5 separate regions of the Mus musculus genome follow, and regions 2, 3, 4 and 5 are each linked to region 1. The links are chromatin loops, found by intact Hi-C in ENCODE. Cell type or tissue: heart. All regions are shown on one strand. Links, peaks and the distances in the headings refer to the core of each region. The heading gives the core; the rest is flanking DNA.

Evidence for each region. Peaks named below come from ENCODE experiments on the same cell type or tissue, not always from the same donor. Only the 100,000 strongest peaks of a DNase experiment are listed, where the experiment ranks them.
Region 2: a loop joins it to region 1, with 5 times the contacts of the local background. A loop is called at or near these places in 15 of 42 quality-filtered maps.
Region 3: it touches region 1 in a loop (2.6-fold over the local background); 4 of 42 quality-filtered maps call a loop at or near these places.
Region 4: it touches region 1 in a loop (4-fold over the local background); 10 of 42 quality-filtered maps call a loop at or near these places.
Region 5: it touches region 1 in a loop (2.7-fold over the local background); 4 of 42 quality-filtered maps call a loop at or near these places.

What each region holds. Positions count from the first base shown.
Region 1 is chr3:32,733,953-32,740,399 of GRCm38, reverse strand. Mrpl47 (mitochondrial ribosomal protein L47) reads left to right here and starts at 3,645. Exons shown (of 7, transcript NM_029017.2): 1 at 3,645-3,758; 2 at 6,141-6,292. The coding sequence starts at 3,661. Ndufb5 (NADH:ubiquinone oxidoreductase subunit B5) reads right to left here and starts at 3,337. Exons shown (of 6, transcript NM_025316.2): 1 at 3,195-3,337. The coding sequence starts at 3,318. In heart, for the core only: no CTCF peak of the experiment used is centred there; a DNase peak (open chromatin) is centred at 3,509; H3K4me3 peaks cover 3,390 bases; H3K27ac peaks cover 1,570 bases.
Region 2 is chr3:33,788,141-33,794,587 of GRCm38, reverse strand. No RefSeq gene overlaps it. Among named protein-coding and RNA genes, the nearest start is that of Ttc14, 8.8 kb to the left of the region's middle. In heart, for the core only: a CTCF peak has its summit at 3,398; no DNase peak of the experiment used is centred there.
Region 3 is chr3:32,883,626-32,890,072 of GRCm38, reverse strand. It overlaps Usp13 (ubiquitin specific peptidase 13 (isopeptidase T-3)), which reads right to left. Exons shown (of 21, transcript NM_001013024.2): 9 at 3,894-3,965; 10 at 3,485-3,578. Among named protein-coding and RNA genes, the nearest start is that of Usp13, 69 kb to the right of the region's middle. In heart, for the core only: no CTCF peak of the experiment used is centred there; no DNase peak of the experiment used is centred there.
Region 4 is chr3:32,815,309-32,821,755 of GRCm38, reverse strand. Usp13 (ubiquitin specific peptidase 13 (isopeptidase T-3)) reads right to left here and starts at 4,130. Exons shown (of 21, transcript NM_001013024.2): 1 at 3,884-4,130. The coding sequence starts at 4,045. In heart, for the core only: a CTCF peak has its summit at 3,838; DNase peaks (open chromatin) are centred at 3,025 and 4,175; H3K4me3 peaks cover 2,693 bases; H3K27ac peaks cover 2,586 bases.
Region 5 is chr3:32,906,966-32,913,412 of GRCm38, reverse strand. It overlaps Usp13 (ubiquitin specific peptidase 13 (isopeptidase T-3)), which reads right to left. Exons shown (of 21, transcript NM_001013024.2): 14 at 1,752-1,840. Among named protein-coding and RNA genes, the nearest start is that of Gm34153, 62 kb to the left of the region's middle. In heart, for the core only: a CTCF peak has its summit at 3,003 (motif pointing left); no DNase peak of the experiment used is centred there; H3K27ac peaks cover 2,630 bases.

The sequences.
Region 1 (6,447 bases), core at 450-5,449:
TTTCTCAACTGTTTAACAATTACTCTTTATTAACTATGCCTGATGACTGCTATCGCACCAACTATCCTGGAATGTACTTCAGAGCAGTTAACTTCCCACAGCCCCGAAGTCTCCCTGCTGAAGTGGAGAGTCATCTGCTCACATTCTGAAAACATTAGGATGAACAGAGCTTACAAGACCAATTCTCCAAAAAATGATTTTTAAGTTTTTTATTATTTTTTAGGTGTGTGTGTGTATATATACAGGTGAATGGAGTTGCCTGTGGAGGTCAGGGACATGGGCTTCTGAAGCTGGAGTTATAGGCTGTGGCCCTGGGAATCAACCCAGGTCTTCTGAGGACCAGGAAGCACGATTAGCCACTGAGCCATCTCTCCAGCCCCCTCCAATAAATGATTTTAAATATGCAAGTCACTCAGGAAAGCTATTTAGTTTCCTGACTGTCATTGATGCCAGGATTGAGCAAGACAATGGTAGCAGCTTTCTGTTGGTATTTCAAACAATCAAAAGCTGGCCATTCACTCATTATCTTCCTCTAAATTTTCAGTTAAAAGTATCATTTGAATTCCTTGGGCCAAAAAGTTAAGTCCACTTCCTTGCATCTGTCCGTCTTTCATCACTTATCAATGACAAACTGCAAATGATTCTAAAAAGGGCTAGTGAGGTGGCCTGGGAAGGAAGTGCATTTGTTTCAAGGCTTGATAACCTGAATTTGATCCCCAGATCCCACAGTGGAAGAAGAGCTGATTCCCACAAGATGTCTTCTGACCTCTACATGCACAGGCACTTTAGTTGTGTCAAGGCCCCTTCTCCACCCCAACTAAGCCATGATCACCATCTTCTCCTTCTCTCAACACCTAGTTCTCCCAAAAGCCCTATATCCAGGGAGACCTGGAAGCCCACACACTACTGCCATTTTCCCATGTTAAGATGATTGCCATATTCATTTTATATTTATACTCCTCGTCTGAGTTCACAGTACTGTGATCACAGATCTGTTGATCCACTCTCCTCTACCCTGAGAAATATCTGTGGATATTAGCTTTAGAATGGAAAGAGATTCAGTGTTTTCTGCCACGGCAAGTTGGAGGATTTGCTGCTTTGGGCCTGTGGCAAAGCATGATGGAAGTATGTGTTAGAACAAACTGCCACCTTCTAGTGACTGGGAAGCAGAGAAGAGAGGCTGATGCCCTGCAAGGGCCTCTTCAATGACAAGATCTTGGACCGGAATTCCACCTCTCAGACGCTCAGCAACAACCTACCAGCTTCTTGGAAGACTGTGGCAGGAGCATTGAAGGTTAGAACCAGCCCGCAATGCAGAGTCTATTCAAGATCAGCTTGGGCAACTCAATGACACTCTGACTCAAAATTTTAAAGAGTAAAGACAAAAAGAAGGGTTAGGGATGTAGCCCAGAGGAAAGACCTCACCTGGCTAGAATAAGCAAGCACTTGTATTTCATCAGCAGTACCAAAGAAATAAGCAAATAAAATAAAGGGTAAATTTAATGCTGTGTGTATTTTCTAATTTAGGTGCATGGTGCTAAAAATGTCTCCTACTCAAAGGGCTTCACAACTACTCTGTAAGGTATCTCCGTCAATCAGATGGTCATCTTCCGGAAAAGGAAATGAAGATCATGACCAAGTGCCTTCCACTTTAGCTCCCAGTAGGCGTTGACTCAAGGTCATAGAGCTCTTAAATTCTGCAGCCAAGATTTGAATCTCGGCAGCCCAGCTCCAGAAAAAGAAGATGGGAGAGGGGCCTAGCCATCTTGTTGGGCTGCCCAAGGAACTGGTGGAAGAGAGGAAAACCTTCAGGGAGCAATGGCAGACTCATAAGCCAGTGAAAGCTGCGACAGTCAAACAGTCGCTCTTGGAACAGCCTCGAGTAGGCCCTCCCTGTTCTCTCTGGACAGGACATCGGCTCCCCGTGGTTCTCTCGGAACTGCAGGAGTGAGAAATAGTCCAGGAAGAGAGGGACCACGGAGTCTCAGCTCAGCTCAGCTAGACTACAGTCAGCACTTCTGGGGAAGGGTTCAAGGGATCTCTACTTGTGTATCTGAGGATATTTACAATAAAAAAGTGATGTCAAAAGGATATGACCAAGAAGTGTCAGCACATGGAGTCTGCCTTCAGTGTAAATTCCTGCTGGGTATTTTAAATGCACTGATCCTTTCCAGCATGTTCCAGAAGGTCCCTATGCATACTGCCTCAATATAATAGGCTTTAGGGCAATTTGTGTGTGTGTCTTTCTCTATATTAGACAAGGCAAATTGTATATCTCTAACCAAGGCCCTCTCTATGACTGTCCTGAGACCTGAGCTCTTTACCCCTCTTAGGCTCCTTTCTAAGAGAACAGTGGTTCTCAACCTTCCTAATGCTGCAACCCTTTAATGCAGTTCTTTGTGTTGTGACCTCCAACTATAAAATTATTTTCACTGCTACTCCATAACTGTAATCTTGCTACTGTTATGGGTCACAATGTGAACATCTGTGTTTTCCTACGGTCTTAGGTGACCCCTATGAAGGGGTCGCGACCCGCAGGTCATATGAAAAGCATGACTGCATTAACATACAGCAGATACAATCTGGGCTGAACCCAACTTTACACATTCACTCGCACTAGTCTTTTAAAAAAAAAAACAAACATAAAATATTTTCGTGGCCTTCTATGATGTTGTGAGGTCCACGGACACAGTTATTACCGTGCCTAACGGGCCTGTCACCTGGAGCCTTTTTACACTCGTGCCTAGGAACACCATGACAGCCTTCACTTCAGTGCGCTTCTCAGCAACTTCCTATCTGCGGGTTGGAACCAGCTGCAGGTGCCACGCACCCTGATTCTGCCCTGAGCCCAGCGACGCAGTGCAAGCCTGCAATCCCAGCCCTCGGGAGCCGGGACAAGTGCAGCCTCGGATCCCCGAGACCCTGTCTCAACAACGAAGTGTGTGCAGTTGCCCTTGGAGACGCGGGCAGCAGCTCCATGCCTGCCTAGCCTGGCAGCGAGGGAGCAGCGCCCAGCATGGCGTGGCAAGGCGCTTCGCAAACGCTGAGCTTAAACAAGGCCATCCGATCTGCAGCAGCTCTTCACACGAGAGCCCCAGGCCGACTTTGTCCCCGCTCTCTCCCTCGGAGGTCCCCAAGGTCACCTGGAAACAGCCCTCCCACCTCTCACCCGCGTCTCCGAGGCCGCCACCCACCGACAGTCTTCGGAAAGCTCCGCGTGAGAAAACTTCCGACTCCGAGTCTAGGACCAGCGCGGCGGCAAGACAGCGCTGTCAGCGCGGAGACCGAAGCCCGCTGCAGCAGGCTCATGGCCGCCATGGCTACACCGGCCACGGAAGGAAGTGGGGAGGGCTAAGGGAGCCGGGAGGGACAATCCACCAGTGAGGGCGAACGCTAGAGGAGGCCATATTGAGTGAGGGCAGCGGCCCGTTCCTGCGAGCTTCACAGGCAGGCGCTGGCGGACAAAAGTGACGACATTGTAGGTGGGGCGCCCAAAGAGAGCCCTGTAAACTCTATGGCAGACTTGGGAGATTGAAGCGAGAGCCGTGGGAGCGGCCATGTTTAGTAAGGGCAAAGCCTGTTCCTGTTTGCTTCACTTGCCTCACGCCGCCAGCGGAAGTGACCTCGTGGACACCGACACTGTGGGTCTCCATTAGAAACATGGCTGCGACCAGTCTAGTGGGTATTTGTAGAAGAGCCTCAGCGTTCCTGAAGGCAGCTTGTTCCCTAGTAAATCCCAAGGACGCTGCTCACTCGGGGTAAGTGGTGAGAGAAGAAATGACTGCCTCCGCCTTTGGGCGCTTCTTGCAGGATGCAACAGAGCTCTAGACAGGCCACCGCGGAGGCAGAGAGCGTGACCTTGCAGTCGCCTATCCTGGCGCACTAGTCCTCCTGCGTTCTGTCGCCGCGGGCGGTGGGAGCATCCGCTGCTCGGTGCTTCCTCGGACTCGCAGTGTCCTGGGGCTGGGTCGGTTGGGAGGGAGGTTTCCGAGGAGTCCTGAGCTGTGAACGGAAGGCTTCCCTCGGCGTCTTTGTACACAGATTGTCCGGCAGATGTTAAGTGATGAGCGTAGCTACGGCAACAGAAGCTGCGTCTGCGAGTGTGAGAATGACAGCTTACTCTTCACTGACACTTGCCAACAGGGAGCCGAGTTTTAGAAATAGTAGAGAGCAGATTAATTGAAGGAAGCAGTCTCTTCTATATTATTACACTAACTTTGCAAATTAGCTTTTTAAAACCTTGCAGAGTTGTAATTTGATCAGGGTGGCAAACTTGAATAAATGATTTCGTCTTCCATTATCTTGATCTGATGCCTTCCTTGACCTCTGACGGTATCAGGCACACACATGGTGCACATATATGCAGGGAAAACATTCAGATACATAAACCTTAAATTTGTTAATGAAATTATTTCAGTATGTGTGTGTGTGTGTGTGTGTGTGTGTGTTTTGTAAAAAATGAATACCTATCACTCAGAAAAGAGGCAAAATATTTTGAAGACAGTAAAACCAGTTATGCATTCATAGAACACATTGCCGTTTCTTTTTTAATGTTGCAGGTATACACTTGATTTTCCATCATTTCCCCAGGACAACAGAAACATTATTAGAGTAATAGTCAAAATATACCCTTAACCCATAGTAGCCAGTCATTGACAGTTGTCACATTTTTCAAGATCCCTGGATTTATGCTCTTTTTCTGCACTGTTGGACAGAGGTCAAAATTCAATCATAGACCCAAGGACATTGCCTTACTAAGTATGACCCTGTGGTCACACTGTGGAATACAGTGTTATTATTTAGCATATAATCCAAAATAAAAATAGGACTTGCTCTACTAATCCCTTCCCTTTTTTCTTTCCGCTTCATTGTCTCCATTCAGTTCCATTCTTTGCTTCAGGATCCAGTGAAGGATCATTTAGTGCAATAGTTGCCATTCGTCCAGTGTTTCTTTTTTCCTTTGTCATCACACTGGCAATTTGGGGTAGGATTTTGTTTTGTTTTGTTTTGCTTTGTTTATTTCTTCATAATTAGTTTCAAGTCAGGAGTCATGGACATAGCTCAGTGGTAGAGTACCTAGCATGCCTGAGGCCCTGGGCTTAATCCTCAGTACACAGGAAAACAAACATAAACTCCAGTCAAATACTCTTGGTTTGGAAGACAGCACTTGTGAAACATTTTACATTGTGTTTTAAGATCATTTTATCAGTTCATTAAGTGCTCTTAGAAACATAATTTCTAAATATATATATAATTATGCATAAGATTTTCATGCAGCTATAAAGCATGGTATGTTTATGTAACTAATGTAACTCTTTAATACCAAATTTAATGCCTTTGTAGATATCTTCACCGGTGAGCTCCTGCCTGTTGTGTCTGTGTCTATTGTGTAAAAGTTTCCAGACACAGAACTCCGGGATTAAAGGAGAGAGCATTGAGCCTTTTGAATGTTGCCACATTGACGTTCAGAATGGTTTTGATCTGTTCATAAATTTAGTTGCTACAGTGGAGGAAGCACCTAAAAACTGTTACTCTAAAATATAATTGTGGGGTCAGCAAGGTGGCTCAGGAGGTAAAAAGTGCTTGCCACTCAAGCCTGGTGACCTCGGTTTGAGCCAAGGAAGCTAAGCAGTAAAAACTGGGCGCAGTGACTGGGCGCATCTCCATCCAATTCCCGAATTCCTGGGCCCAGACGGGAGGGAGAGGAGGAGGAAGCACTCAAAAGCTCTCAAGCCCGCTATCCTGAGTACTCAGCACAGCAACATAAAAGCTCTCAGGCCTGCTATCCTGAATACTCAGCACAGCAGCATAAAAGAGAAAGACTGTGCCTCCATGAGGTGGAAGAGAACCAGCACTCCTGTTGTCTTCTGACCGCTACATGTGTGTCATGGCACGTGAAAGCACGTACTCACACACACATGCGCTAACAGTAAAAAGATAGACATATATAATTATGTACATCTGTTGTCTGAAACTATAGGGTAGCCATCTGTACAATAAAAAATACTTTCTCATGCACTTAAAAAGCTTACCAATACTGGGGTAAATATCCTGTGTAGAATTTTTGACATTGTAATAAACAAATGTTTCTTGCTAATAAAGACTGAACGTTATAAACTTTGTTCTTTACTTGTGTTCAGTTGCAGGTCTTCTCTTAGTTTGTTACATAAGAACACACCACATGTCACATCTTTTCTCCAGTGTAAATTACTTCATACCACGTTGTCAAGGAAAGGACTGGAAGAATTTTTTGATGACCCAAAGAATTGGGGGGAAGAAAAAGTCAAATCTGGTGAGACACATAGAATGGTCATAGTCATTGTCTGTGATCTCCATCATCCTGGGGTTATCCAATGTAAAATTATTTCCTTTGGATTTTAAAGGTAACTGAAGTAAAACTTCCTTGGCTGGTTGGTGGGCTTCTTAGAAGAGGGGTGCTTGGACGTG
Region 2 (6,447 bases), core at 931-5,930, 1.1 Mb before region 1:
AGTTTCTTTTTGTGAGTTGGTAAATAATTTCTTAGATTTTTTTTTTTTTTTTTTTTTTTTTTGAGATAGGGTTTCTCTGTGTAGCCCTGGCTGTCCTGGAACTCACTTTGTAGACCAGGCTGGCCTTGAACTCAGAAATATGCCTGCCTCTGCCTCCCAAGTGTTGGGATTAAAGGAGTAAGCCATCACTGCCCAGCTTGGTAAATAATTTCTTAATGCTGAACAATACATATTCCTTTTTATTATTTTTTTTCTGAGACAGGGTTTCTCTACATTAGGGAAGGTAGTGTCCTTTACTAATTTAAGTCCATTTAAAATAGCACTTTCATCCGAAAATATTCTCATAGACACACAGAGAAATATTTAGTCATCAATTTGGATATTCATTAATATAGTCAAACTGATAATAACATGTTTATTCATGTGTAAAATGAATTATTTTAATGTAAATGTAAACAGTGAATTATCCTAGTAGCTGTGTTCCTTTACCTTTGCTAGTCCCTGATAACCACACAGAAACCAAGATTTATTTCGAGCTGCACCTCAATACTGGGCAGTTAAATGATTTATAGTAACACCTATGTGAATCTGGCTACCTCCCATCCCATCCCATGATACTTGCTTATTATTATTGATCTGGCTCTTTGGGCTTTAGATTTTTTTCTCATGGTGTCTTCCCTGGACCCTCTCCACCTTGTGGCAATCTGAAACTGCTCCTCCTAACCCCCATACCTAACCCTGGTTGGTAGATGCTCCACCTTATTCTCTCTTCTGCCCAGCCACTGGGTGATCCAAATTTATTAACAAGGCAGAGAATGAATGGTGAGAATTGTTTACATAAACTTGGAACAGGAGATTCTTGACCTAAGCATTACAATGGCATGTCTGGACTGAATGCCAAGTCTGCTATGAGGGCAGAGAAATCAGCATTTGAATAACACAAAGATAACCTTTACACAGTGCACAAAAACATTATGCCTACATTCATGTTTTTAAAGTAATCTGGAAAGAATGTGGTTTCAGCTAACCCTCTGAATTGCACAGAATGGTAAAATGCTGACACACACACACACACACACACACTTAGATAATGCAAATTCTAAAGTTAGTATTTTGACTTAAACATTTATTAACCTTTTCATACCTCTTCATTTTTCAAATGGCAGAAGAAAAGACAGAGACTAATAAATGGTATTAATCAACCCTTAGTTTCAAGCCAGGCATGGTGGTGGTTGGTTCACACCTAAAATCCCAGAACTTGAAGCCAAGGCAACAGGAATGCTGGCTCAAGACTAGCCTGGACTACACAGGAAGACATATCTCAAATAAAACAAAAGAAAAAGGATTCTTTAATTCCAAAACATCAACTTATGTATGTTGGGAGAAAACAACAATAAGTTTTTTATTTTAGGAAAAAAATGAAAAGGATAACCTGAGAACTTCAGATTTAGTATAAAAATATAATAATCAAGACAGTATTCTACAGGTAAAGATGAAAAATACACATATGAAAACCTGTGCTACATCATATTGCATCAGGGAAATTCAAATTACAACTACAATGAGACACCACTGAAGCTTACTAGACCATACTCCAGAACACTGGCAATAAGTGATAATATGAAGCAACAGAATTCTTCCCGTGTTGGTTTGAATGCTAAATGGTGCAGCCACTTGAGGAAAGTTGTAGTGCTTTCACAAATCCCAAAACATTATCATCATAAAACCCAGTGACTACATTCAGCTTACCTTGGTTGCTGAAAATCTACTCACACACAAAGCCTTACACATGGATATATACAAGTTTTAATCATACTTTTCAAAAATTAGAAACTAAGATGTCTTTCCATGGGTAGATGGGTAAACTATGGTATCATCAGACAATAGGATATTTATTATTCAGAATTTGCTGCCCTGTGTCTGCTTCTCACTCTTGGTAGCCAGGCCTGTTGTTCACCAAGCTGGACTGGAGGGAGGGAAGCTTAGCTGGGTGTTTTTGAATGCAGCACAGGATCTTGGCAGGCTATGAGTGTGTTGGCAATGACACTGAGTTGGGTTTATTGTGGGTAGGGTATTTATGCTTCCAGGGAGGTGACCAGGGTCTTTGGGGTAAGATTTGTGTGAACTGTGTATCATTGACTATGGCAGGGCTGTTGGAAGATGCTTCATCTACATACTGAGGGACTGTAGGGTGTGTGTGTGTGTGTGTGTGTGTGTGTGTGTGTGTGTATGTGTGTGTGTGCATGTGCGCCCATGCACAAGGTCAAACAAGGAATGAGGCCTGATAACTGTCAGGGTAATAAATTCTTACTAGGGTTGATACTGGGGGAGCTGGCTTTATGGTGCTAGGTTGGGAGGGTGAGATAGCCAAATCCTGCTTTCCTCATATTTGAGGTATCTGAGGGTTGAAGCTTACTTGGCCTTTCCTTTGTAACCCTGGGCTATTACTGTTCCACCGGCATTAAGGAGAAATTAATAACCAAATGATAAAAACAACCTGAGGAAACTTAAATACGTATGAAGGAGTGAAAGAAGCAAATTTGAAAAGGCTACATACTGAATTATCCCAACTGATGTTAATCTCAAAAAAGAAAAACTACAGAGACAGTAAAGTTCTTTGGTTATCAGGACTTCTGTGGAAGGAAGAATAGACAAACTATAGAATATATATATATTTTTAAGGGCAATGAAATTGTCCCATAGGCTACTATGATGGTGTCATCTAATCTTTTGAGAGCTTGAAAAGGAAACAAGGCAGAGAAAAAAGGAATTTGTGTTTTTCCTTGCTTCAATGCTTGAACTGGGACATCTAATTTTATCTTCTTCTCCCCTCAGAGTAGAATTTAAATCAATGACTGCATATTCTCTAGCCTGTGGACTCTGACTAGCTTTCCTGGGTCTAGAGCTTGTAGATTTCATATTATAGGTTGTTCAATCCCTTTAACCTGTCATAGTTGTTTATCATGTGAGGCAGTTCTTCATTTTATATAGTATATATGAATAAGTGTGTGTATCTTATTCTGTTTCCCTGCTTCATTATATGTAAATGTTCAAAGATATGTCTGAATCTTTCTCCCAATAGTGGGTCATTTGACTTCATTGTCAAGAATAGGGTACAAGAGTTGAGAGTTTTGTTTGCTGCCATATAGGTTGTTGTGTAGTATCTGACACTCAATTCAAAGTTACCCTGGAGTGACTCAAGGAAGAGTGAGAAATACTAAGGAAAAAAAATTATTTAGTCACTTTGTTCATTATCAGCCTCAAACACTTATTGCCACTATTAGCAGAGTACCTCCAACTATAAGCCATGAGAAAAGGTTGACACAGCTTCATCCCAACAGTCCTTTTGAATGGATTCTAACAGTTTCAGGAAAGGAAATTTTGTTAGTTTAATCCACTTGAGGGTGCTATAAGATCACTATAGTATCAAACTGTGTTCATGTCCAAAATCACCTCACACAGCAACAAAGTCTATATTCAGTGGTAGGGATCTATGACTTATTTCAAGACAACTGTCTTTAACATTGTCTCTATCTTCTAGTGAGTGGCAAACATTTTGAAGATATTATTTTCATGAAAATAAGTTCATAATCTATTGATCTTTTGTCAATCATTGGTTACCTTGGGATTTTTGAAATTTTAGGGACATTTTTTCGTTTTTGTTTTTCCCTATAGTAATATTCACTGAATTTTGTTTTAATCAAGGCTAAATAACTCTGAACAGATCCAGAATATGCATAGCTTCAAGGAAAGGGGTCATTACATTGGAATATTTATATCATGACTTATAGATAATATATATAACACTCCTGGAGAGGCACAGTGTACAGCATTTCTGAAGATGTACAGTGCTTGGCCATATGAAGTGACTCTCTGTAGCCTTTTACAACATAATCCTTGTATGATATTTATGGTACTCTTGGAGATGTACAGTACTTGACTGTATGAAGTGACCACCTAAAGTTTCAGGCTCAGCCAGTATCTCTTCCATGTTTTTATTTGTTTATACAAAGGATTAGAAAAAAATGAAAGTACCTCAAAATACCTCTACCATAATTGTTGAGAGAAGTTGAAAGATATGTTCACTATTGATATGAATTAGGTTAGGTTAGTGTACTTTTTAAAATAAACTTGAGTGTGATTGTTCATAAACATATACACACATATAAATTCCCACATAGTAGATTCTTATGTTTATATTTTGTGGCAGTGTTTTAGAATACTATAACAGGGAACATGCGATGCTTTTAATAAGAGACATGAATAGTAAGATGATAAATAGAGTTCGTTGTCAGGACATTCTAGATTGCTTTGGTGAGCATTTTAAATTCAAATTATACATGTCTCTAGAATCAGAATAATTGATCATCTTTTAGTTACCAAATAGTAATTTTTGAATTTTATTGTTGGAAGCACCAAAAGAAAATGTCAGGAATTAAAAATACACTAGTTGTTTTATATATTGCTATTTTCAATGGAACCCACTGAAAGAGCCAGAAAAACAGGGAGAGGATTAACACTCCTTTAGATATGACCTTTGATTTTCTGTAGACACAGTTTCAAACTGTGAACTGCATCAGTCTATTCATTCAGCAAATATTTGTTTGGCATTAGGTACTATTTGAAATGTTAATGACATAATAATGAAAAAGACTCATCAATATTCCTGCCTTCATGCAGCTTATATTCTTGAGGGAGACATAATAAGCAACAAATATAAGCAAATTATGTAGTATATTGGTGATACATCCTATAGCAAATTAACTAAATCAAGGGCAAAAGTGTTGAAAGTGCAGAAGGACTGGTGTAGTCATCTCAATAGGAGAATTATAGAAGGTCTCATTGAGATGATATTCAAGTCAAGGCCATACAGGAGATGAGGCATTAGTCATCCATTTTACCTAAGGGAAAATGCAGAAGAAACACCAGGACAGAGGAACTAGAATAAGAAGAAGCATTTGATACACATGAGGAATGGAGGGATAAGGTATGGTAGGAACAGTAGGGTGTAGAGTTTTGTAGGTCACTATGCAAATGTGACTATCACTGTTAGTGGTTGGAGTAACCTTAAGATATTAAGCAGATAGTCATAATGACTTTTGTTATAAAAAGATTTGGGCTGGAATTGCCTACTTGTTCATAAGAGCTGGAAAAATTCTATAGGAGTGTAAATATATCTTATTTATAAAGAAATAAAACTTTAAAGTTTATGCTATTATAAAAAATGAGAATATGGCATTTAAATGTTTCCAAAATATTTAAGAGTTTGAAAGATTTTTACGATGAACTAGATACTTATCACAATGGGAATAACTTTAGCCTAGGAGTCCTAGCTATGTTTTGAGCAAATCACAGTTACGCATGCTTCTCTTGTCACTCAAACTCCAAGGTGCTTGTACTGGCTGGTTTTGTGTGTCAACTTGACACAAGCTGGAGTTATCACAGAGAAAGAGCATCAGTTGGGGAGATGCCTCCATGTGATCCAGCTGTAAGGCATTTTCTCAGTTAGTGATCAAGGGGGAAAGGCCCCTTGTGGGTGGGACCATCTCTGGGCTGGTAGTCTTGGGTTCTATAAGAGAGCAGGCTGAGCAAGCTAGGGGAAGCAAGCCAGTAAGGAACATCCCTCCATGGCCTCTGCATCAGCTCCTGCTTTCTGACCTGCTTGAGTTCCAGTCCTGACTTCCTTGGTGATGAACAGCAGTATGGAAGTGTAAGCCGAATAAACCCTTCCCCCCGCAACTGCTTCTTGGTCATGATGTTTGTGCAGGAATAGAAACCCTGACTAAGACAGTGCTGTATATGATGAACGTTGATGTTTAAACCTAAAATTCTGTACTCTATTAAGAAATGGACCTTGCAAGTCTTACATAATACCCTACCTCTCTCTTTAAGGTGCTGTACTTTTTTCTATGAAATCTTATAAAACTATTTTTCTACTGTATTATAGTACTAGCAAATGGGTTCCCACTGTGGCTGGTTTCAAGTGTGTGAGATTTTCTGGTTTCTTTAGGTGTAGTTTCAGAAATTACACAAGCCTCAGAAATTACAGGGAAGATTGGCTAGTTACTGTAAGGAAGTCTTAATGTGGCAGTTCTATAATACACATTAGGGCCCAGATCCTTAGTTTTAAATTCACGTAATTTTATACATCCTCAGCATAAAATTGAATTAAGTTTTGGCCAATAGTTTATACATACTTGATACAGACTAACCAAACTGACTGATCACCAGTCTAGATAGCACACACTAATGTAGTCATATGATTACTGTCAAAAAACAATTTTTAATTTCAATATATTCTCTCATGGAAAGACAACCTTAGAAGTTTGCTGCAAAAACAAAGGAATGAATGCAACTGGAAAAAGAAAAGCAAAAGCAAATGCTATCTGTCATGGTATGATAATGAAAACCTGCACCAGTTCAATGTTATATATGTATCCATTTCCT
Region 3 (6,447 bases), core at 482-5,481, 150 kb before region 1:
TTCAACCTCTACCCTGAATGTCACAGGAGCTGTATAGATGTGAAACCAAAGACCTGCTCCCATTCCCCCCCCCCACAGACAAGAGCTCTCCACTGCCAGGGAGGGCCATGGTCATGAGTTTTTTTTTTTTTTCCTTTTAACTTTGTTTGTTGGTTGGTTGGTTGGTTGGTTGGTTGGTTGGTTGGTTGGTTGGTTTAGAGTAGGACCTCATTTAGCCCAGGTTGGCCTTGAGCTTACTATCTATGTACCTTGAATTTCTGATCTTCCTGTCTCCAACTCCTTTGTTTACAAACAAAGTCCAGTAATGCAGTCATGTGAAGAAATTTATGAGTGCTTGTGAGAAAACTCCAAGAAAACAAGACAAGAGCCTTATGTCTTCGGTTTCCTTAAAACACAGAACTGTTCTTGAAATGTGTTTTCCTGCTCCTCCCAGGAAGTGCGAGTTTACGTCAGATTACTCATTATTGCTATCCAATTAGATGTTTAAACTATACTTTATATACCTCTGTGGGAAAACATATCTTTGCCAAGTGTATCTTGTCCTTGTAATTGATAGAGATTGAGTTTGTGAGAACCTTACTCATGTGATTTTTTTCCCTTAACCCTCAGAGTCTAAACTGTCTGATGCTCTGAATAAACTTGGCTGTTGTATGTGACTTCAGTCTGTCTCAGTTATTGGCTCCATTCCCTGATGTTCCATGGGACATGTGACACTCTGTGGTAGGATCACAGCCCTGTGACACCACATTCAGTCTACACAGGGCTGGGAATAGAACTCAGGATTTCAAGCATGTTAGACCAGCACTCTCCCAATTAAATATCCCAAGCCCTTTGGGATCCTTTCTCAAGGCCACTGGGTCCTGGTTCTACACTGCAGGGAAGGGTTTTCTAAGTCATCTAGACTAAAGGTCACAAACCCACATGCCAGGAACATTAAACAGATCACAAGTCACAGGGATTGGAGTCAGCTGGGAATCATGCCCTTCCATGTACAGGAGGTCTGCCAGTGGGCTCCAGCTGCCACGGAGGGACGAGGACTTGGATATTATGTCGGAACCAAGAAAACATATTCATCAGCCAAATACGGCCTGAGTAAGGCAGTCGTACCCTAGACAAGCAGAGCAGAGGTTCCCACCTGCCTATCAAGGACATCATGATAATAGCCAAATGCAGTTTTATATCCAGACACTGCTAACCTGAAGAGTTTACACTTCCTCAAATAAGGAGATTCTAAAAGCACAAAAATGGTCATAAAATACATACAGATTTACCATCATTAGAGAGCAAACTCTTGAAAGTGCCCCTTCTCCCCACAACACACACACCTGCAGCCATCTGAAGGTTGTGGCTCCATGAGCTGTATTCAGTCACACAGCCCTTCAGGACTAGACTCCTTGTCTCTACCAGACAAGGCAGAGGCTGCCCCTACGACAACTACGGAAGGCCCAGCACAGCCTGTACAATGTCCCAGAGTAATGATATCAAAACACATTTTAAAAAAACCAATCATCTTTCCCTCAAACTTTCATAGAAGCTAGAGAAAGAAGCCTGGATGATCCACCCCTATCCAAACACACTTTCCACTGTGTCCGCAGTGAAGGCCTCCTCATGGTCTGGTGGATTTATAGGCTTTCTGCTGCAATGCTGGGTAACAAGATGCTCTGAGAAGGTGTGTTCTCCCTATCCACCCCTTGACTCTCCTGGGTTCTTTAAGCAAAGCATCTGTTTCCCTCCCTCCCCTCTTCCTAACCTTCTTCCTTTCCCCATCCAGATACCTATGTGGATACACTCCCTGCATCCTCTTTCGCTCTTTTTCCCCCTCCCACCAGCAGCTGGCTCCATATGACCAAGCACGAGCTCTCGTCTCACTTCTGCTCTAAATTACCCTAGTAGTTCAGGACAGCTGACCTAACTGGGGAGCACAGAGCTCTCAAACTCCAGACCCAGCATGGGACAGGCCTGAGCCCTAAGTGAACAGGTGAACACAGGTATTCTGAAGAGATAACAGTGGGTGGAGAGATAGGTCTGGATTTCACTCAGGATGTCTGTGGCCATAAACACAAGGCATGCTGGATCCAGCTACACAGACCAGACCATGCACTGCACATTGCCATAGGACACCAATCAAAAAAAGAGCAGGCTGTAAGCAGTCCCCTCTGGAGCTGTGTAACAGAGAAGTCCAGAGAGTAAATAGCAGCCCAGGGTGCACATGGAGATCCATCAAGCTCAACTTTCAATTCGTGTATCAATTAGCAAATAGCTAACTACCTTTCCCTGATTAAGCATGCTGGGAAAGCACTCTTAACTTTCCAACAGCAAGAAGTTAACAGAAATTGCTAATCCTCAGCTCTGGGGAGGGGCTGAGAAAGCCATGTGCTGTGGTTTAACAAAAGAGAATCTGTAGCAAGCACTCTAGAAGCTGAAAAGGAGCATCAAGAGTTCATCAAGGTTGGCCGATAAACGTCAGGAAACTCAAGAAACTAACAAGACTCAGGAAGGTTCAACACTTAGAAAACTGTTCTATAAGCAATGAGCAAGTCTGAGGGAGAGGAAGCTCTTCAATAGAACTCTCAGCAAATTGGAGAGCTAGCTATAGGGATGCTGCTTGCCCAAGTCATTGCCTTTGCTGGGGTGGGCTGGCTTTGTGGCATCCATACTTCTCTCATCCTGATTCCTCTAAGTACTCTCCAAGAAACGCATTGGTTCACCAAACCACACTTGGATAGACCATTCATTACTTTAGAATGTTGTGGGTATGCTACCTTCAGTAAGTATATGCTGTTCGTATCTCTGCAGGAAAAGTTATACTGCACTGACCTACATGGGGAGAGTCTTTCTAGAAGGAAGAAAAGGGAGTGGGGAAGGAGTGGAAAGGAAGAGATGGAGAGAAGAAAGGAGGGAGATAGGGGACCTAGCAAAAACATCTGGAACTTAAGATTTAAAAAAAAAACCCACAAACTGGGCAGTGGTGGTGCATAGCTTTACTCCCAGCACTTGGGAGGCAGAGGCAGGCAAATCTACTCGAGTCTGAGACCATCCTGGTCTACAGACTGAGTTCCAGGATAGGCAGGGCTACATGGAGAAACTCTATCTTGGCAAAAAATAAAATTAAATTAAAAAAATAAAATAAAATAAAAAATGGGCCCTGACTGGATGGGAGGAAGGGGATAGTTTTTAAGCTTCGTGCTTCCAGTTCCAGCTCTGCCTAAGAAAATCACAAATGAGGGCACACATATGGCCCCTGTGCGACCCAAGACAGTGGGAACTCTGATACCCTCTAAGTACTCTCCAAGAAACGCATTGGTTCACCAAACCACACTTGGATAGACCATTCATTACTTTAGAATGTTGTGGGTATGCTACCTTCAGTAAGTATAAGCTCACGGGTATCCTGACAGCTCACTGAATTTACAACAGCCCCTTTGCCAACCCGTGGAATCCCATATCACTAACCAAAGTCAAGTTGGCATTCGGGGACACGTACCTTGTGCTCCTCCTTCATCACCTGTTCAATGAGCTCAGATTTCACTGGAGGCTTCGAGTACTGGCCAGAGAGGAGGCCATGTCCCAACTTAGTCCTAGCCAGGAGAGAGACAAACAATAAAGAGGCCACTGCTGTTTCCCAAAGAGATGTGAAGATGACCCATGAGTTCTTGTAGCGGGGCTGCTCTCTATCCGGATTCCTCACAAACAGCTTGGTATTCTGACTCCACTGTCAAAGTTTCCTCAGTACTTTATAACTTTATTAATCTCTTCTTATAAAGGTAACACACACCCATTCTAGAACACTTAAAAATACAGAAAATAAAGAAGAAAAAAGAATTGCCTTCAACTCAGCAGTAACCAATGCAAACACCCCACCAGAAACTTAAAACACAGCACTGGGCACTTACATTTGTGTGTTGAAGTCCTGCGTTGGATCTAACGGTGAGTAGTCAAATATCCTTGGGAGGTTTCCTACATACCTAGGAGACAACAGCATAGTCACCACATAGAAATGGGACAACAGACGCAAGTGGTCACTCTACAGCCATCCAGCTGAGGAAAGGCTTTCTTGAGTTCCTCCCTCAGAGCAGACTCTCGAGCTATCCCCAAATCAGGAAGCTTCCATCAATGGGTTTCACCATCCTTAGAGTAGCACCCTTCAGATGTGCCAATCTCCTCACCTGAGACACAAGCTTAACATTTCGCATTCTGCCAACAGTCCCCCACATCACCCGGACATATCAGAAACCATGTTGCCACAATCACTGCTTCAAAGACATATGGCATCCAGCAAATGGGGAGGCTAAGGCAAGAAGGTTGCAAGTTCAAAGCCAGCCTTCTTGTACTATACTGTAAGAGCCTGCCCCATGCAAAACAGGTAAGGTTATTGACAGCCTTCTTCTTTAGCCAAAGTGATGGGCATATCCTAAACTCTCCCTAACTCAGTTGCAGACTTCCTTCTCTGTCTTCATAGAGTCTTTTTCTTGCATGTGAATTCCACTCTATCACTCTATTGAAAGTCCCCATCCTCAGTAACAGACCATTATGGCCTAACATCAATAATAATCTCACTGGAATTTGTTCAGAACGATGTTTCCTCACAATGATGTTCCTTCCCTAAGCCTGACCATGTTCTTGGTTAAAAATCTCTACTTGTCCTCGTTGGAGTCATGGCCAAGCCCTCAGGATGGTCCGTCTTGAATAGAGATCTGCTATATTATCTTAGCAAGTATTTACATAACATTTTCCTTTAGTGATGGGAATCATGTCAATCATTTCAAAATGAAGGTATCAGCAATGACATCTACCCTAACTACCTTTCTTGAGGTAAGGCTTCCTGTGTGGCTGAGGAATTTTTCATTACATCCCTATGACCAAGGGGTTAACATTGTCATTACCCTATGAGAGAAATAAGAACTGAGGTGCCATTTTCCTAGGTAGCATCCAAGGTACCCATGAGTAAGTGCTGGAGCCCAAGATGCCACTACACACACACACACACACACACACACACACACACACACACACACACACACTCATACCTAGCCTGGCTTCAAAGCTGAGTTCTGAAACTTTGCAGGCTGTCGCAGTTTGGCTACCCTTTCTCCCAGCAGACCACAATCTTAACCAAACAGTACTAGCCTTAACTCTGACATCTGATATTAACATGTCATCCCTCCACTCCCACAGTTCACTGCCTCTTCACTCTCTCTACTTCTTGGTGTTGTTTTCTTGTGACTTGAGACAGGGTGTTGTCACTCTACAGCCCAGGCTGACCTCTGGTCTCCTTGCCCACTTCTCTGATCTCATTTGTAAGCTCTCTACCCTGTCCAGGATGCTCTAGCTACTCATCATCCTCACCCCTGCTTCAAGACCAGGCCACCACTGTCTCTTTTCCAGATGCTTGGTAACTTTCTCAGGTCTGTTGGACGCCTCCTCCCCAGACTGGGCAACTCACCATCACCCTCCCAGTTCCCTGCTGATGGCTCAACTTCTTAACCTCCATTGCTAGCTGGAATTACTCTTATATAATTCTGCATGATTATCTGTGACTGAAAAGCCCATACTAAAATGCGAAGACAGAGACTCCATGTAGACAGTATCTACAAGTAACAGAATAGTGTCTGACATGCTTGGTACACAGCTACCAAATGAACAGACTCATATCATCTGTGAACTTAAGGTCCCAGGAAAAAGAAAAGCTGTACCTGAGTTACATATTCTACAAGCAAATGACTGAACTTAAAAGATTATGGAGAGTTAAAACGTAACAGACCAGAGCTAAATTATCTTGGGCTATTTTTAGTTCCTTTGAAAGACATTCGTTGACCATTCTTGTAATACATCTAACCTAACAGCCTGGAACTATTAAGGTCTTTACAATGTATTCTTAGTAGACTGTTAGCTTCCACGAATCCCAAAGCTAAAATGTCATCAGATAGTATCTATAACAGAGATGTCCCCTCTTTGCTGTGACCTGTGTACCTGTAGTCCTCAACAACACTTTGGATTTATTACTTTCTTTGTTCTCTAACTAATAAATTCTCATATGACCAATTCACAGTGAGCTTGTCTTTTGGGGCAACCTGAATACATGTTTTTTGGACATAGTCACACATTTGACCCAAGAGTAAACAATCTGTATTTCCTTGGAGATAAGAATTATGCTTCCACACTGAAGTGTCTCATCACCAATTTCATCAAATGATTACCAATAGCCAAACAGGAAATGTACTACCAAACTTGGATGCCTGTCTCTGAAGGCCACATGTTGTTTAAGGCTGGTTCCCCAACCTGTGGCATTATTGGAAAGTAGGGCCTCGTGTGAAGACAAAGTCACTGGGGACGTGCCTTCAAGATTCAGTGGGAGTTCTTCACACTGCACAAAGCATCCATGAATGACTCTTATCCACCACACATTATTGCTACCGTGTACTATGTGTACTGGTTGGTTCTGTGTGT
Region 4 (6,447 bases), core at 849-5,848, 81 kb before region 1:
AACTTGCCTTTATCATCTGTTCTGTCCTAGACACTTGAGGAGAGGAAGGACCTGGGAAGTACTGAGATGAGTCTAACCCTGTCCAGCTTACTACAGCCTGCAGAGCTCGAACTTGCCTACGGCCTGGAGCCTCCACAATACAAAGGCGTGGACTGCCTTCCTCCAACCTTGCTTTGCAATAGCTACTTTCCAACACTGGATTCAAACTGCCGAGGGGACAACTGGACAGGAGGGATTATTATTTCTTACTCGTGGTCAAGTGTCACCATGGACAAGGAGGAAAGATTCCTTTTCTGTTTGCAAGTTGTCTTCTTAGCTCAACAATAAGCCATGACTCATGTGGGTCCAGCGCTCTCTCTCTCTCTCTCCCTCTCTCTCTCTCTCACACACACACACACACACACACACACACACATGTTAATCAATTAAATAATTTCATTTAAAAATAAAATAGATTGCTAAGCCTGGGCTGATGGCATAGACCTGTGATCCAGCTATTTAGGAGACTAAGGTACAAATATCTCAAGTTCAAGGTCAGTCCAGAGTTCAGAATAATTTCAAGTAAGTTGTCTTGGCAACTCAGTGAGAGCCTATTTTAAATTATAAAAAGATATAGAGGACATAAAAAGATATATGGGGATATAGCTTACTGGCAGAGTACTTGTCTAACATGTATAAGGACCTACACCAAGATCAGGTTCAATGTTAGGGTATGAGGTTAACATGTTAAATCCCAGCTCCTACTACTGTGGGGGGTCTCTGCTCAAGTGTATGGGGACATCTGACACCAGCAAGACAAAAAAATTGCATATATGTGTGTGTACATATATATGTATAATTGATTTATATATATATTTATATATTCAAGTACTTTTTCGGAATTCAAGATCCTCTTTCTACTCCTTTCTTGGTTCTGAAGTTGCATCTTATTTGCTGCTATGATTTGAGTCCATCCCTGTTGCCCACCCCACCCTGTGCTGTGCCCCAGGTGGTAGTACTGTTAAAAGGTGGGGTAACAGAACCTTTGGTGTAGTCTGCCTAGCAGAAATGGGTCACTGGGGGCTATATCTGCTTCTCATGTTGACCTGAGCCTTCTGCTTCCTTAAGTGGCCGCACACTACTAACTGTTCCACCATTCCCTCCCCTCTAACATGGACTGCACTGTACGTGCCAACTTAAATTTTGTCTCTTGGTGGCTGTTCCTGTAGGGATTTTATGTTAGCAGCTAGAAAACTACCACACTCTGCCAAATCGGCCTTTTTGTTTTGCAATACATTATAGGCACACAAGAAGGAGATATTTGTGCTTTGCGTATTGGACCATATAACTCCTCTCCCTTAGAATATCCACCCATTCTAATATCTTCTATCACCTTTAGCTATGAGCCTTTTCAAAACAATCGGAAAGGAGGATGTCTACCCTCACCCCCACCCCAATGTAACTGTTTTTGACCTTCCCCACAAAGCCCCACAACACATATGAACAAAAGTCTTTGCTCTGTTTGACACCATCCAACTGTGTTTCTCACATGTGTGAGCTGGCACTAAGTTAGGTGCTCAAAAAAAAAAAAAAAAAAAAAAAAAAAAAAAAAAACACTGGATCCTCAGTGAACTGCTGAAGTCCCCCAAGAAAAAACTTCTCATTATCAGGCACCATGCTTTAAATGATCGGTTATAAACCCTCGTCATCTTCCCGGAAATACAGATAATGAAATAGGATGATTCATAGCCTGTAAGCAGAACCAGTCTCCCCCAAGGAACATGGCAACACGCATGAACTCATCACGTACATGGACAAGAAGCCTCTAGAGCACTGACTGGCACATGGAGACCCAGAGCCTATCTGTGGAAACCGGTTTCAACAAGCGACTTGTCCTCACCCCTGCTCTCCAGTACCAGTCTACCAGCAAAGCTTGAGAAGCAACCAGTTCACCATAGAGAAAGCCATTTTATGTGTTGTCTTAGTCAGGGTTTCTATTCCTGCACAAACATCATGACCAAGAAGCAAGTTGGGGAGGAAAGGGTTTATTCGGCTTACACTTCCATACTGCTGTTCATCACCAAAGGAAGTCAGGACTGGAACTCAAGCAGGTCAGAAAGCAGGAGCTGATGCAGAGGACATGGAGGGATGTTCCTTACTGGCTTGCTTCCCCTGCTTGCTTATCTTGCTCTCTTATAGAATCCAAGACTACCAGCCCAGAGATGGTTCCACCCACGAGGGGCCTCTCCCCCTTGATCACTAATTGAGAAAATGCCTTACAGTTGAACTCATGGAGGCATTTCCTCAACTGGAGCTCCTTTTCTTATGATAACTCCAGCCTGTGTCAAGTTGACACAAAACTAGCCAGTACATGTGTCCTGAGGAGTTAAGCCACCTTCCAGTGTCTGTAGTCTGTCCACAGCTTAAGACACTAGCCATGCCCCACCCTGGGGGAGGGGGTTCATGTAGCCTACCCAACAGGGTCCACACAACCTGAAAACGGTCTTTCCAAGAGTGTTGTAGGGGATGGGATGCAATGGCGTGCTGACAGTCACCGGGAGTAATGTGTTCAAAGCGTGCCAACTGTTAAATGTAATCTTTCATTCCACTCTACCCGGGTCTTTTTTAAAGATATGAAAAATAAATAATTAACAAATTAGTTAGGTTTGATCCCCAGATCAACCGGAATAGCATAAGAGAAAAACTAAACAATCCCAGAGAAGAGGATAACGCCAGAACCACAATGAAATACCAAACAAAACAAGCTTCACTAACCATCCCAAGCCAACCAACCCCAGACAAGAAAAGGAAAAAGAAACAAAAGAAAAGAAACTTCTGAGGTTTTGCCTCTCTTTTAGGGTCGAAGCCCCTAATAACTATATATGTTGTACAACCTCTGTGAAACCTGTCTCTCCCTCCAACCCATGCACCTCACGATGCCCCAAGATCTGCTGGGTGACATATGAGATCCAAAGTGGAAGGATAAAAATAACCTGGTCCTCAAAAAGGCAGATAGCCGCCAGACAGCTGAGTCACTTTGAAGCCCATTTTGACTACTGTAGGGGGCATTTCACCCTGCCTCTGCCTCGCAAGCTTCCACAACCTCACAACCCACCGGGTTGGAAACCTCCCCCAGCCTCCCTGGTGGAAGGCCAGGATGTCTCTTAACTTCCCCTCCTCCTGCGGGGTCACGAATCAGGAGTGAACTTTTAATAATTCACATAGCGCACGTCAGCCCAGTGACTCACTTAGAAGGGAAAGATTTGAGTAAGGCTTTAGGGAGCCATAATAAGCCAGCGGCAGACCCCTTATTTCTGCTGCCCTAATGGGACCACCGGACCTGACAATAGCCAGAAAGGAATGGGATGGGAAATGGAGAGAGAGGCGAGCTCAGAGTCCATCAGCATTGTCCCGCAGTGGGAAACCCTGGGCAAAAAAAAAAAAAAAAAAAAAAAAAAAAGGCTTCTAGGAGAGGGAGAGAAAGGAGAGAGAGAGAGAGAGAGAGAGAGAGAGAGAGAGAGAGAGAGAGAGAGAGAGAGACTGAGCGTGCCGCGGGCTAGGGGACTCTCACCTACCACGTCCCCACCCTCTGTCGCCCGCGAGAACAGCTCAGAACCCTGGACTAACTCTTGCTTGCCTTTCTCGATACTGGGGCTTTGGGCAGAATACTGACGACTGGGGCCCTGGCATCCTAGCCACAGGCTAGCGGAGCGAAGGGCCCAGGGAACCCAGTCTTCGTCCGCAGCAGCCTGGAGGCGCTCACTTGGTGCCAGGGAGCCAAAGCTGGAGGAGAGGCAGCAGGAGGAGGAAAAAGTCCCGGGCCCGCAGCTCATCGGGTCCCCTGCCCTGTGCGCCACCCCGTTTCCCAGGCTGGCTGCGCAACTGCGCCGTGGATCTTCCTTACCGGGGAGTCGTAGGAGAAGGCGCACTCGTTCTTGTAGACGCGGTCCCCCGACCTGGGCACGCGGATCGTGGGCATATGAGGCACCAGCAGCTCGCCCAGGTCCCCTGCAGCCATCTTCCCGCCGCCGCCCGGCACGCTGAACAGGGCGCCCCGGCGCTGCATGACCGCGGAGCGCAGCGGGCCTGGGGAGGAGCGCGGCGCAGCGGGAGAACAGGACCTGGACGCGGCGGTCGCGCGGGCTGAGGATCAGTTTAGGCTCGGGAGGCTCGGCCTCTGCCCCGGCCGGCCGGCGGGCGGGAGCTGCTATTTTTAATCCAATGGCGAGTCGCCGGCCCAGCTGCAGCGTCAGGCGGGGCGCGCGCCAGCCGCAGCGCCGGGGAGGGGGATGCCGCGAGGGCGGGGACGCAGGAGTGGGAACCAGGGAGGCCCCGGGTCCCCACGCACGCCTCCCGACCCGCCATGGCCCCTCGGGGATGTAATCCCCAACTGCCCAGGATCAGGTCCTGGGAAGCCCGCACAAAAAAGCGGTGCACAGCGCGACCTCCCCATAGATCGGAAAGGGGTGGGTGGGACTCAGGAGTCGCCTTCTCTTAGATTCTTACTTCTCACTTTTTTTAAACATGCAAAGCTCTGTAAAAGATACTAGACTCCATCGAGGCCTGGAGAAGGAAGAGGTATGTTTCCCTATATGTTGCAAGGGTAGACTGTAGGAATTCTACCCCCTCCCCCACACAACCAGATAAGGATGTCTATTTTTCTCCATCTTTACAATGCCGTCCTATGACTCAAGGCCCTTCTCGAACATTCGGTAGCCTGATTTGAGGATTCATGTTCTGCCCTTGCTTGTGGATTCTTCAAAATAAAATAATGGGGGGGGGGGCTTAATAATATGCAAATAGAGCGTGTTCGTGACGTATACTCTCATGTCTATCATCTTCTTAAAAAAAAAAAAGTAAATAAATAAATAACCCATGGAATGAGGAGGTGGAAACAGGTACAGGAGCTCAAAATTAGCCTTGGCTTAGCTACATGAGATGCTGTCTTTAAAATAAATAAGTAAATACCCACCCATCCTACATCGGCTATTCCACTGAGGTTCCCTAACTATGTGTATCCTACTACCAGGGCATAGCTCTTCGTGACAGCGAGAAGGTGCAGATCCAAAGCATTCTGTAAGTCTCTCCAGATAAGACTATCCTGAAAGTCGCTGGTGATGTCACTAAATGTCTCTGCCTCACATTGCTTCAGAGCAAAGAATTACACACATTACACTTGGCTTCCTCCCTATCTAGTAGGATCTCTGCCTGTTCACAAACTGGCTACAGAAAGAAAGTTGATTTAAAATGTTGAAAGCTTAATATCCAATCTCGAATTAAACAAAAAGTCAAATCGGTGAGATTTGTTTCTCATCTGGCAGCTGATAAAAGATCTATCAAATTAGTCCAGGCTTGAGAAACACCCTCAAACACATTGTTGGTGGGAACAAAAACTGCACATCTCTGAAAGGGTGTTTACTTTTATTTTTGTCACTTTGAATCCCAAGTTGATGTTGACTCCTGGTGATCCCCCTGCCCCAGTCCAACCCATCACCCCCATTTGGTTCCCCACTGCTGGATTTCAGGCCTGTGCATTCTGGAAGGAAATTTAGTAACACTGATCTTAATTTTATATGTATATATTGTTTTCCAAGGGGTATCCTGGGTGATACTTACACCACATTTAAATTCCATCTTGGTAGGCTACTTGTTGGAGCATGGTATATAACAGGACACTGGGAGCTAAGAAAAGATCCCTCACTGGGAAGCAGTTACTGTAGAGCACCTCTAAAAGCAATGAGGTCACTCTGCACTGTCATCAGCCACATTACTAGATGGAAACAGAAAGTAATTCTGTGCGTGAAAGCCAGGAATGTGCGTGAGGTTGGCCAGCTACTGTGTCCTGGTGGGCCTTCCTTCCAGTCCTTGAGAGGGTCCTATACACACTTGTGTGCATGCCTTTTGGCCCCCATATGTCTCTTAGAAAATGTGCAAGCTATATAATTGTCAAGATTGTTGAGAGAAACAGAAAGCATGAAGTCAAGGGGACTCCTTACCATCCTTTACTTTTCTATGTGGTTCCAATAGTTTTGTTTCCCTTTGCTTGTCTGATTGAAACCGAGAGCTTGCTACTATTGGGGAAACAATAATTCAAATACTCTGCCTCTGAGCTATGTCCCCACACCTTTTAAAACTGTGTTGTCCAGACTGGCCTTGAACTTGCCACGCACCTGCCTCGGTGTTCCCAGTAGCTGAGATTATAGCCTTGAGCCCGATACCCTATTTCAATCTATTTATTGGGTACAGTGAGATTGATTGCTCAGCGGTAAAGGTGCATGCTGCTTAAGCCTAATGACCCAAGTTCAGTGCCCCGAACCCACATAAAGGTAGAAACAGAATCAACTCTGTAAAGTTGTCTTCTGACTGCTACATACACAAAGTAGCAACACACACACACATAACAAGAATTAACTAATTCCGTTATAAAAACATCTCAGGTTCAATAGTCAGTACAGAAGTTGAAGGCTA
Region 5 (6,447 bases), core at 918-5,917, 170 kb before region 1:
CTGGCTGAACCTTAAGTGTCTTAAGCATCCGTGGCTGCTCTGGGAGAAAAATAAAGCCCTCATGCCTCAGTTGCCACTACATTCGACTTGCTCAAATGCAAGATTTATAAGCCTAACAGCTGCTGCAAGGCAGTGCTGCAACCTATGCAACTAGGAATAGAAATGAGTCTAAGTACAACTTAGCTTTGTCCTTCAGACCTGGAGACCAACTGCCTCCAAATGACGCCAAATATGTAAATCCTATTTAAGACAACAAGGCAGGTTGGGCATGGTAGCACATGCCTGTAAACATAGAACTTGGGAAATGGAAGCAGGAAGATCAGAAGTTCAAGGCTACCCTCATCTGCACAGGTGAATTCAAGGCTACCCTTGGCTACATAAGATCCTGTCTCAAAAAAAAAAAAAAAAAAACAACTAAACAAATAAATGAAACAATAACCCAAGAACAAAAGCTAAGACAGAAGAGTTAAATTTTAAGGACCAGTAAAACTAAACACAAGGTCAGATTCACAAAACGGACACAACTGTTCCTTAAGAGAAAAATCCAGGCCCTACCTTGAGATTCCTTTAAACCTTGGTCAATAAAATCCGGCTTCCTTTTTGTTCCTTCACAAAAATTCAAAAGGAAAAGCAAGCAAACAAACAAACCAAAAACCCCGTCCACAGCAATCCAAAGCCTGAATGGGTCAAAATTCTCAAGTATCTCAACCTTCTCAGAGGCCAGTGGAGAACAGAGTGGTCAGCACCCTGCCCTCAGACCCCCTCTGCTCCCTAAACTCTCCCAGCAAGAAAATCAAGGGTCTCCTGGGCACTGGGAATAGCTCAGCACAAAGGGTGATAAACTGGCACTCTGTGCCCACCAGCACCAGGCCTCCTCAGAAATCATGCTGGCTGTTCTTCCTTCTGTCTCCAGGTCCCCTTCTACCCGTGTTTGGATGACTCTTAAGGCTTTCATCGTTTTGTTGTGTAAGTGCCCAAAAACAAGTCTGTAAGAGACTGGCAGTTTGAAGTCCTTGCTAGAGAAGCTACACGGAGTGAGATGCAAATCCTTGCACAAGCCTGGAGGTCACTTAAGACTGCTCACATTCAACCCTGGTGGCTAAGGAAATGGTCTTTATGCCTTATCTGGAAAATGGGCCTCCCACACTGACCAAGGACCTTGAGTATTGATGAAAAGGCAGCCAGTGAAGCCCAAACCACATCCTTCTATCAACTGTCCAAATCCAATGTTTCCAAGTGGTTGGGAGGAAAATGTGTATGATTTAGATGAATATCACATACATATAGTACTGCTGTATCTCAGAGGCAGGGAAGGGTGCTAAGAGGAAGTTATACCTCCAGCTACCTACTACTACAAGTGTGGCGTCTGGACTGTCAATGCCAACACCATGCGGTAGGTTAGAAACATGGTCGCTCAGCCCACCTACACCTGCCAATCAGGATCTGCATTTTCCAAAGATCCCAGGTGACCTGTGTGCACAGTAACTTCTGAGATGCGCTGTCGCAAGGAGTGTACTTCCCCTCTGAGAACCTGATCCTCCCAGAGCTCAGTGGTGAGGGTGTGGTTAGCATATGGTGTTTCTTATGGTAGTGTTTCTCCTAGATTCTGGGTCCAGAGAAACCTGGGAGTAACAGAGGAAACAATGGGGTGGAAGGGACGGGGCAGACGTTCCCACAGCCTCTTTCACATGCCATGTCTGGTTAGGTGGCTCACTCTATAGTTTAAGCGAAAGCATGCAAAGGATACCTACCAAATTTTCTGGGAACCCAGTCAAGACCAAAAGTGAACTTCTTTATCTGCACTACCAAGTATTCAGGGAATGAGGCAAAGCGAGAAGTTCTGGGAAACACAAGGGGAGGAGATCAATCAAACAAGGAAGAAAAGAAAGGCTATTGCTGTCCATGGCTCACAGGCAGCTTTGTCTGGGGCTCCTGGCAATGCCAAGGACTGCCCTGAGAAGGAACCAACCAACAGTCAGTACACCGGTACTCGCACACTCGCTCCAACCCCCTGGCTTCTCTGCCGCAGAAAATGCTGACTGGGGACACAGTAATCACTGGGTGCAGCTATCTCACAGTGACTGCTTTGCTGCAGTGCTCTGGAAAGTGTGCCTAAACCACTTGATTTCCCAGCATTCTTGGAGTGTTTTTACCTGTGTATGTATCTGTGTGTGTTCTCAGTCAAGCACGCACCATGTCTGTGACATTCCCTACGTGGTGCAGAGAAGCCAGCCTCACTCCTCCTGGGCATCACTGTCTCACAGCAGTGGACTGGTGCAAGGGAGGGTTGCCAGAACTCGGGTTGAGGCTGACCATTACAGAGTCTCTTTGAATACCAGGATCCCGGGTAGCACGGGTCCTATAGCTAGCTCTCTCTATCTAAACCTAAGCCTTATCTTTTAAAAGATTTTAGCTTATGTGTATGGGTGTTTGCCTGCACGTGTGTATATGTACCATGTCTGTGTCCACAGACCTAAGAAAAGCAGGTCATGTCCCCAGGAACTGGAGCTACCTGTGGTTATGAGACACCATGTAGGTCCTGGGAACCAGACCCTGGTCCTCTGCAAGAGCGGCAAGTGCTCCTGCCCCTGAACTTGACATTTTTAAATTAACACTGAGTTAATTCTGAGTTCACTTCAAACTGAAATACAGAGTATTCTAGGCTTGGCTTTATCACTTTTATGCACACACTGACTGTTCTAATTGCACATCAAATCCATGCCTCTCAGTGCCCGAATCCCACTCATTCGGTCACCAATTATGTCTTTCCAGCACCTCTTTCTATTTGCCTGTCTATGTAAACAGACAAAGAGCCACATTGTTTCCCAGCCTTTGGGCTAAAATCATGTACAGACAATGAGCCAGAGATGGTACAATAGGTCCCCTTTAAAATAGAAGGCTCCGAGCTTTCTCCTCCAAACCTCACTGTTGAATTAGAGCCATTGCCTTCTATCTGATACACATCTTTTTAGGTCTGAACAAACTCCAATGTATTGCTGCCCTCTGGTGCAGAATAGTAGACACAGCACAGGGCTGACCATGGGCAAAGAGTAGAGAAGTATGGCTTTAAGTCTTCAGTAGGCTCGTAATTTACTCCAGATCCGGGGGAATCTCTGGCCCCTCTGAGGCTCGTTTTACATCTGGAAATGATCTTACTCGTGGATGTGCTGTCAGGGTTGTTCAGTGCTTTCTCGCCCTTGTGAAAACCCCTTGACACACCAGACTGTACTGTACTGAGGAAGTGGAGTGAATTCCATCATCCCTAAAGTTTCGGACACTGAACTGGTCTGTCACTGACCTGTATCTTCCCTGCTCTGTCTCAAGTTCTCCCTCAGAAGGACAGTAGATGAGAACAGGCCTCAATGCAAGGCAACTATGAGAGCTCAGCCTTGCAAAGGGATTGATCTAGGATTATCCTGGCTCTCTGAAGAAACGTACAGTCCCTCCAATTGGGTTCTCTGGCTGCCTGAGAAGCCTAAATATATATCATTCTCATTTAAATGAAGCCAAGACTTCCAGTTTACAGAAAGTCAACAAAATTCACCTGCTATTATAGCATTTTCAACTAATGAAAAAAGTTATCTTTCAGCTACAGTGTGTGAGTGTGTATGTGTGTGTATGTGTGTGTGTGTGTGTGTGTGTGTGAGAGTGAGAGAGAGAGAGAGAGAGAGAGAGAGAGAGAGAGAGAGAGAGAGAGACAGAAAGAGACAAAGAGAGACAGAGAGGGACAGAGAGAGACAGAGAGGGAAGAGAAGAGAGAGAGAGAGAGAGATGCTCATGTATGTGTCCATCAAAGGTCAACAATCAGTGGGTGTGTTTCTTCCTCTCTCACTCTCCACCTTACTTTTATGAGACAGTCTCTACTGTCCCTGGAGCTCAGATGAGAGTGGCTAGCCAGTGGGAGCCCGGGATGTGCCCCTGTCCTCATCCCAGTACCATGTTTACAGCCATGCCCACCGTGCTCTGCTTCTGCACAAGCCACACCAGATCCCACACAGGCAAGCTCTCATTCCTAAGCAGCAGTCTTTACCACTGAGGCCTCTCCTCTGCCCAGACCTTCTCACATTAATATCAAATCTGGGGTAATCTCATTAAATCAATGGTATGCAAATGGTGACTCTGGAGCCAGGAAAGTTGCTGACTCTATGCTAAAGAGCTGTGTGAAAATAAGGTATGGGCAGTGGATTAGTTGGAGGTTGGGACAGAAGGTGGAGGAACAATTAAGGAATGACTCTGTAGTGGGTAACTACCAACCATTCAAAAATATCTTAAACTCAACCACACTGCATTTTGTTCCACATATATCTCAGGTTTGTCTCAAGAGCAATAAGAATCTCCACTCAGTAACAGGAGTTCGCGGACATCAAGTTACAGTTAAATCTGACAATATTAAACTGGGCTTTGCAAATGGGTTGGCAGTTGTACAATGTCTATTAGCACTGCTCACTCATTACAATTAAGACTCACATGTTATGAAGACATCTTATTATGAAAAAACAATGTAAGCTGCAATAACTAACATGGTCTACTCCACAGCATTGAAAATTGGCTAAGTCAAAAAGAGTACTAGCCCCTTTCTGGTAAGTGCACCAAAAATGCCATTAGTCAACTATATGCAAACCTCATGACCCACAGCAAATACACATGCACATGCGCACACACATTCACAAAAGATCACAATAATGACAGTGACAACAGCTGCTGACAGGTACATGCAAGGCATCTATTCTGTTCAGCTCCCTTAGGCATCAGTTCTATAAATAAAACCCTTCTGTTATCCCCGCTTTACAGATAGGAAAAGGGGCACTGGCAGGAGCGTTAGCTGCCCAAGGTCACATTCCAGCTGATGGAGAGAGTCTGCTCTGGGGCCCACACTATGCTCCTCTCTCCCAAGTGACAAAGTGTAAGTGGGACTCTCCCCACAGCCACACTGGACAGGAGTGGGGTCTTGTCCAGCACTCTGCCTAGAATGAGCTGTAATATTTGGTAGGTAAATGGATGCTCCAAACAATACCGGGCTTCCCTGACACAGCCTGTCAGGATCGTTTTAGAGCAGTGGCTCTCAACCTTCCCAATGCTGTGACCCCTTAGTACAGTTCCTCATGTTGTGGTGACCCCCAATCAAAAAGTTATTTCATTGCTGCTTCATAACTCTAATTTCACTTCTGTTATGAATCAGAATGTAACTATCTGGTATGCAGAATAGCTGATATTTGAACCTGTGAAAGAGTCATTCTCTCAACAAAAGGAGTCTCAACCCCGATGTTGAGAAGCATTGATGTAAAGAACCATTATGTCTGGTCCATCCTGACTTATAGGCCTACCTAGATCAGCCCACTCTTTCTTTCTTTGTGTTTGTTTGTTTGTTTGTTTTTAATAGAGAGATATACTATGCTGTCCAGGCTGATATTGAACTCTCTCTGTTGTCTAGGCTGGCCATGAGCTTGCCAATCCTCCTGCCTCAGCTTTCCAAGTTCTGGGATCACAGGTATGCACTACCCCACCTGGTCACCAAGGATACAAGCCTTTTGCCTTTTTCTGGATTTTCGGGCTCAGGGTCTAACAAAAGGAAGGTTCAAACTGACATTAACAAAATGCCAGCAGCATCACAGCCTACATTATAAAAAATAAATTAAAACTAAAAAATCCCCAGAAGTTCACTAGCTGGCTTTGCCAAATGCCAAAACAAGCATTTGAAACTATAAAGTACATAAGGACTGCTAAGCATGGCTGTATGTGGACTCGGTGGATTACGTGGGTAAACCCAGGATAGAAGTGCCATCCCTGAGTGCCATCAGACCAGCTTAATCTCACAAGCATGCCACTTACTGGACAACTGCTTCTCCTTTTATTGCCCCATCTCTAAAGCGGGAGACCACTGGAGCTTACCCCGCACTGCTAAGACCATATTAAATGTGATAACTGATGGGTGGGAGTTTGGGCTACAGCAAGACCCTGTCTCAAAACACAAGAGTAGTCTGGAAAGAAAACAGTTGATAGCAGGTTCATCCCAAGCTCCTAGGTAGGCAGTAAGTAGTAGGTATGTTAGTAGCTCTAGCCTTCTTTTCTAAAGGATGGTTACTTTAGATAATAACAATTGCGATACAACACTAATTCTTCTTGAGCATAGAAACAAGCATATAGGGGCCGAGGAGACGGCTTTTGGATGAAGACCTCGCCTCACAGGTTTAGGGATCTGAGTTTAGATACTCCCAAATTATGTAAAGCCAGGCAGTGATATATCTCAGTCACCCAGTGCTCCCTCAGTGAGGTGAGAGATGGTTGTCTTCTGACTTCCACAAGCAGAAAGAGGTGTGTGCCTGTACGCATGGCACATGCACACTCATGCATGCACACACAGAGACAAAGACACACACACACACACACACACACACTCAACAGCTCCTGCAACAAAACTTACCTAAGGAAAGACAGCTGATAACAGAA